2 separate regions of the Homo sapiens genome follow, and region 2 is linked to region 1. Evidence: chromatin contacts called from ENCODE Hi-C or POLR2A ChIA-PET data. All regions are on one chromosome and are shown on one strand. Each heading gives the region's core, a stretch centred on a gene start or an enhancer-like site at or near the end of the contact. The rest is flanking DNA. Distances are from core to core; before and after follow the strand shown. Region 1 overlaps TTLL9 (tubulin tyrosine ligase like 9). Region 2 holds the start of PDRG1 (p53 and DNA damage regulated 1).

Region 1 (3,059 bases), core at 129-2,628:
ACTGCTTGATATTATCTCACGAGTCACTGAGGTTCTGTTCATGTATAAATTTTTTCTCTAATTCAATTTGAACAATTTCAATTAGACTGTTTTCAAATGTACGGTTTTTCCTTCTCAATGCCTAGTCTCTTGTTAAGCACATCCATTGAACTTTCAATTTCAGATATTATAGTTTTCCCTTCTAGAATTTCCATTTGGTTCTTTTTTTTTTTTTTTTTTTTTTTGAGACAGGGTCTTGCTCTGTCACACAGGCTGGAGTGCAGTGGTGCGATCATGGCTCACTGCAGCTTTAACCTCCTGGGCTCAAGTGATCCTCCCACCTCAGCTCCCCAGGTAGCTGGGACTACAGGCACGTACCACCATGCCTGGCTAATTTTAAAACTTTGTGTAGAAATGGGGTCTCACTGTGTTGCACAGGCTGGTCTTGAACTCCTGGGTGATCCTGCCACCTCAGCCTCCCAAAGTATTGGGATTACAGGTATGAGCCACTTGGCCATTTGGTTCTTTTCTGCAGTAACTCATCTATTCACACATTGTATCCATCTTTTCCCATAAATCCTATAACATATTTATAATAATTTTTAAATTTCTTCTCTAATGATTCTGATAACTGGGTCATTTATGGGTTTATTTCAGTTGGCTCTTTTTCCTCTTGATTATGTATTACATTTCCCTGCTTTGCTATTGCATGTGTTATATTTTTAGAACTGCACTCTGGATATTGTGTATGAAAAACAATTGTATATCATAATTTTTTAGTCTTTATATACATATACATATATACACATACATACACACACTTTATATATATATACATGTATATACACACACACACACACACACACACATACGTACACACACTTTATAGAGTATGCGAGCTCCTTCCTCTGACTAGCAGGTTTAGGGGCTGATCATTCAGATTCCTCCTAAAGCTGAGTTGAACATGGGTTGGGCTGCAGCTTTAATTAAATTGCGTGTACTCCAATCCAACCTCCTTCACTGCCGTCTTGAGCTTGTTAGTATTTGAGCTATGTGGGGCTGCAGTGCTGATTATTGTTTAATTTATTTTTATTTTTAGAGACAGTGTCTCACTATGTTGCCCAGTCTGGTCTCCAACTCCAGTTTTTCATCCATCAACATAAAAAAATAGAGACAAATCTCCAAGTAAAAAGGTTTTATTTGGGAATAATATACAAGAAGTAGAACTGCAATCCAGGATGTCCACATAGACTAGGGCAGCCCCCAGCATGTCTGAGAACAAAGGAAAAGTTTAGGGTTCTCTTGGGGAAAGAGGAGATTTACGTAAGTTGTTTCAAAAGAAAGTTCATTGGCGCTAGCAGTGTTTTTTATGAGAGCTGGCGAGTTCAGTAGCAGATTGGTGAGTGTCAGTAGTTGCTAGGTAGGACTTGGAGTCTCGGAGTTCTTGTTAGGCCCTTGCAGTTTTGGATTGGGCCTGAGAAACCGTGTCAGGCTAGTGTTCCTGTGTTAGCTGCTAGCTGCCCTTGTGCTGTTAGCAGTACTCTTGTCTCATGTGGGAAGCTGTGGTTTGGAAAATGTTCTTGTGAAAGTTCTTATTATCTGGCAAATCATGCATGAGACTCCTCCCTTCATGACCTTTCCTGGCTCTGTATTTTTATTTTTTTACTTTTTATTTTTTGAGATGGAGTCTCACTCTGTAGCCCAGGCTGGAGAGCAGTGGTGTGATCTCGGCTCACTGCAGGCTCTGCTTCCCAGGTTCCAACGATTCTCCTGCCTCAGCCTCCCGGGTAGCTGGGATTACAGGCACATGCCACCATGCCCGGCTAGAAGCTGGGAAAGGCAAGGAAACAAATTCTCCCATAGAGCCTCCAAAAGGAATGCAGCCATGCCAACCCATTTCAGTCCCTCTGCCTTCTGGAACAGTAAGGTTATTCATGTATTTATTTATTTATTTATTTATTTATTTATTTATTTATTTATTGAGACAGGGTCTCGCTCTCTTGCCCAGGCTGGAGTGCAGTGGCACAGTCTCGGCACACTGCAACTTCCATCTCCCGGGTTCAAGCGATTCTCCTGCCTCAGACTCCCCAGTAGCTGGGATTACAGGCACCAGCCACCATGCCCGGCTAATGTTTGTATTTTTAGTAGAGATGGGGTTTCACCATGTTGTCCAGGCTGGTCTGGAACTCCTGATCTCAGGTGTTCTGCCTGCCTCAGCCTCCCAGAGTGCTATGATTACAGGCATGAGCCACTGCGCCCGGCCTGATTTTTTTGTATTTTTAGTAGAGACGCGGTTTCACCATGTTGGTCAGGCTGGTCTCCAGCTCCTGACCTCAAATGATCTGCCCGCCTCAGCCTCCCGAAGAGCTGGGATTATAGGCGTGAGCCACCTAGCCCGGCCCCCTGGCCCTATTTTGCCAGGGTTTGACACAAGTGATTCCATTTTGAATCTGACAACTTTCACACACCACTAATTATAATGTTAGCTCGAGTTTTTTTAAGATGCTTTTATCAAGTTGATGAAGTTCCTCTCAGAGTTTTTAAATGAATGAGTGTTTAATTTTTGTCAAATGCCTTTTCTGCATCAATTGATATAATCATGTGATTTCTCCATTTTAGTCTGTTAATATGACTGATTACATTGTTTTTTTTGTTGTTGTTTTGGTTTTTTTTGAGACAGTCTCTCTCTGTCGCCCACACTGGAGTGCAGTGGTGCTATCTCGGCTCACTGCAACCTCTGCCTCCCCAATTCAAGCGATTCTCCTGCCTCAGCCTCCTGAGTAGCTGGGACTACAGGTGCCCACCACCACGCCTGACTAATTTTTGTATTTTTAGTAGAAATGGGATTTCACAATGTTGGCCAGGCTGGTCTTGAACTCCTGACCTCAAGTAATCTGCCTGTCTCAGCCTCCCAAAGGGTTAGGATTACAGGCGTGAGACACCATGCCTGGCTCATGGATTAATTTTTGAATATTGAACCAGCCTTGCCTACTGGAATAAACTCCGCTTGGTTATGGTGTATAGTCCTTTTTATATATTGCTGAATTCTATTTGATTGCATTTTGTTAAGGATTTTTCCA
Region 2 (3,233 bases), core at 347-2,846, 57 kb after region 1:
CAGACAAGGGTTGCAGAGGCAATGCATTATTCCTGATTACATTCAACGTCCTGCCTAAAATGGATTGATGTGTGAATGTATTTCTTCTCTCACTCAGCTTCCTGGTCTTAAAGACAATGCTTTGTGCAGCTGCCCTCTCCCCAGAAAAGATGCTGAGAAAACATGTGCTGACTAAATGGGAAATTCTGCATTATCCACTCGAACTTTAGGGCATATCAGAATCACCAGGGGAGTGGAAACCCTTCCCCTACACACTGTGATTAAGCAGGCCTAATGTTTATTTTTGGACAAACTTCTCCAGCTGATTCTGAACTAGTAATATGAGAAACCCAACAATACTAGATTGGAACAGCAGGATTGGGGGCACTGAGACAGTGGTAACAACACAATAGCTACTAAGGAAGTGACGCAGTAGTACAGTATACTGCACGAGTGCTGGTTCTGGATTTGGAATACCCAGGTTCGAATCCTGCTATCTGCCTCAAGCTGTGTAATTTCACCTTCCTATTTACTCCTCCTCAAAATGGAGCTACGGACAGTACCTACCTTACAGGTTATTGAGCCAGCAATTAAATGACTTAACACAGTACCTGGCACATAGTAAGTAGCTGATAAACTTTAACTGCTCTTATTCTCATCCAGCACACCCTGATCCAGTACTTAATTTGACAGGATCTTGCCCAAGTTTTCCCCTTCTCAGTAAATACCTGACCCTTCTAACTGGAGATGAGAGGGAGTCACGACTCCCCCGGCTCCACTACCACGGCCTACTGAGTCTGTCTCCAAAATACATTTCTGACCCCTTCACTTCTCTCCACCACCACTACCTAGTCCAAATCCATCTCTGGTCTGGACCATACCAATGGCCCCTCACCCATCTCCCTGCCTCCGCCCTTGCCCACCTATATTCTGTATTCCACACAGCAGCCAGGGGGGATCCTTTTAAAACCTAAATCCAATTACGTCACCCTCCTTCCCCCAGGAACTCCCCTCAAAAACTTGGCACTTAAAACAAGACACCCCATAAACAGGGCGCCACCTTCCCCCACGTCCCCACCCCTGCCCGGTCACAAGGCCCCCTCAGGCTTCTTTTCGGTTCCAGCTCTCCCCTGAGGGCCTTTACAGGGCGGTGCCCCTAGATCAACCATGGGGCCGGGAAGTGCATTTTGAAACAGGTGCTCAGGGAAACGGCCCAGAGCATGATGGGTCGAGATCCACAGAGCATGGCAAGGGGCAGAGAAAGGATGAAGAGAGAGGAATGTCCAGCATAGCGCAGGCGCTCACTTAGTAGCGGCCGAATATTTATCGGCCCAGGTCTGTCGCCTCGGAGCCGTTAACCGCCTGTCCAGGTCAACTCACTGCGACCCCGCGCGCTTTCCCACGGCGCCGGCCGCCAGGCCCCAGCGCCGCGGAGGGGCCTCTCACCTGCCGCTTGTCCGCCAGCACCTCCTCGGCGAGCTCCTCCACTTCTACAAGGTACCGCAGCACTCGCTCTGCCTCGGGTGATAGCATAGCGCCCACCAACTCCGCTTGCGGCTCTCGCGCGACCCCGGGATCTCCGCTTCGACTCCCGCTGCGCACGCGCCGCTCTCTAGGTGCTTCCGGCGCGCCTGCGCAGTTAAAAGAACGGTGGTGCGCAGGCTCTAACACTAGTGCGCCAGCCGGCTGCGAGAGGCGGGGCCTAGCTTTGGGGGCGGGGCTGGAGCGCCCTCTGCAGGCTCAGAGAGCTCAGTCCTCGGGCTGCCTCTGACCCGTTACTCCCTCGGTTCATGCTTCTTGAGCACTTATTATGTGCCAAGCAGTTTTATGTGCTTAGGATGCAGCAGTGAACACAACAAAATCCCTGCCCTCATGGAACTTCATCCTAGTGGGAAACACCGACAATTAATGGCAAAACAATTATATACCGTGGCAGGTAGTGATTAGGATCTGGGAAATATTATTCTTCCCCTGGCTAAGAAACACCAAGAAGGCCCATGTGGCAGTGTGACTTATGTTTAATCTCTGACACTTTCAGTTTCTAATTTATAAAAAGGGGGTGAATAAAAATCCGCCTCAGTGTCTCTCCACAGGATCGGAAGGAAGCAGGAATCAGCTGGGCGCAGTGGCTCATGCCTGTAATCCCAGTACTTTGGAAGGCCAAAGCGGGGGGATCACTTGAGCCCAGGAGTTCGAGACCAGCTTGGGCAACACAGTAAAACCTCCGTTTCTACTAAAAATACAAAAAAAAAAAATTAGCTGGGTGAGGGGGGGCGCGCCCGTTGGTCCCAGCTACTCAGGAGGCTGAGGCGGGAGGAGCACCTGCATCTGGGGAGTCGAGGCTGCCCTGAGCTATGATGGCACCACTGCACTCCAGCCCGGGTGACAAAACGAGACTCTGTCTCAAAAAACAAAGGAAGCAGTAATCACTTTTAATTCCGTTTAACCAGAGTTCACTTGAGCCCCTGTGTTGGGCCCAATGTCCAGAGTAGCTGGCCTATACATAAGGAAGGGACTTGAAAACTATGGGCAGTAAGCAATGAAGTGCTAGCTCAGAAAAGCAGGTGGGTGTGGGTGGTAGGATTGGGAGGACTTCCCAGAGAAGGCAGGCAGGTGGAAAATGGTTACCATCAGAACCAGAGGGTTCCCACGAGGTCTTCACGCCCAAACTCCTCATTGGATAGCTGGAAAAAACAAACCTCAGAGAGAGGCAAGGCTTTGAAAAGAAGGTGAGGGGTGAGCCATGTGGATGCCTAGGAGAAGAGTGTTCCAGGCAGAGGGAACAGCCAGCGTATGTGGAACAGAATGGGCGGGGGGGAAGCAGGCAGGAGGTCAGAGGGAAGGAGGCATTGAGCCCACATGGCTGTAAAAGGCGCTGGGAAAGGACTTTGAAAGTCTAAAGAGCAGAACCGATATTATCACTCTGATGTCTCGCCTCCCTGATTCCAGCGTTTTATTCTCTCCTTTTGACCTCTTGTAACCAAGCCCCTTCACACCCCTTGCCTTACTTGAGTGTCAAAGCAACCTTTGTATGGATGGGATTATTACTGCCCCATTTCACAGCTGCAGACTGAGGCCAGGAGAAAGGCAGTGCCTCATCACACAGCAAGCCAGGAGTGCCTGGTGTCCATGCCATTTCCGGACCCTGAAAAAACCCTCCCCAAAAATTGTGGCCCCAGAAGCCCCAGCAGCACCTCTATGTTGCCTAGCCATTGGCTGCCTTCAACTACCAGAGGCAGAGCTAATTTTTCCTT

The links. Hi-C counts contacts between places; a loop is a spot of excess contacts on that map. ChIA-PET counts read pairs that join two places held with the same protein, here RNA polymerase II (POLR2A). Pooled maps may share reads with other maps.
Region 2: a loop to region 1 is called in a map of B cell, with 9 times the contacts of the local background. The contact joins the promoter of PDRG1 here to the enhancer-like site in region 1. A Hi-C loop is called at or near these places in 17 of 168 maps with a recorded cell type or tissue (B cell, CD4-positive, alpha-beta T cell, CD4-positive, alpha-beta memory T cell and 11 more), 16 of 37 single-sample maps with no recorded cell type and 18 of 50 pooled maps. POLR2A ChIA-PET finds 5 or more read pairs at or near these places in 19 of 52 experiments (A549, CD8-positive, alpha-beta memory T cell, Caco-2 and 13 more).

The regions. Positions count from the first base shown.
Region 1 is chr20:31,893,898-31,896,956 of GRCh38, forward strand. All of the region lies in intron 3 of TTLL9 (tubulin tyrosine ligase like 9), which reads left to right. Among named protein-coding and RNA genes, the nearest start is that of TTLL9, 25 kb to the left of the region's middle. RefSeq lists an enhancer at 1,189-1,238. Within about 2 kb of position 1,379, at least 14 of the 41 ENCODE cell types and tissues checked have a DNase peak (open chromatin) inside an H3K27ac peak, as active enhancers do; they include B cell, GM12878 and heart right ventricle, where a contact is called at or near this core.
Region 2 is chr20:31,950,450-31,953,682 of GRCh38, forward strand. It overlaps PDRG1 (p53 and DNA damage regulated 1), which reads right to left and starts at 1,597. Exons shown (of 5, transcript NM_030815.3): 1 at 1,426-1,597. The coding sequence starts at 1,512.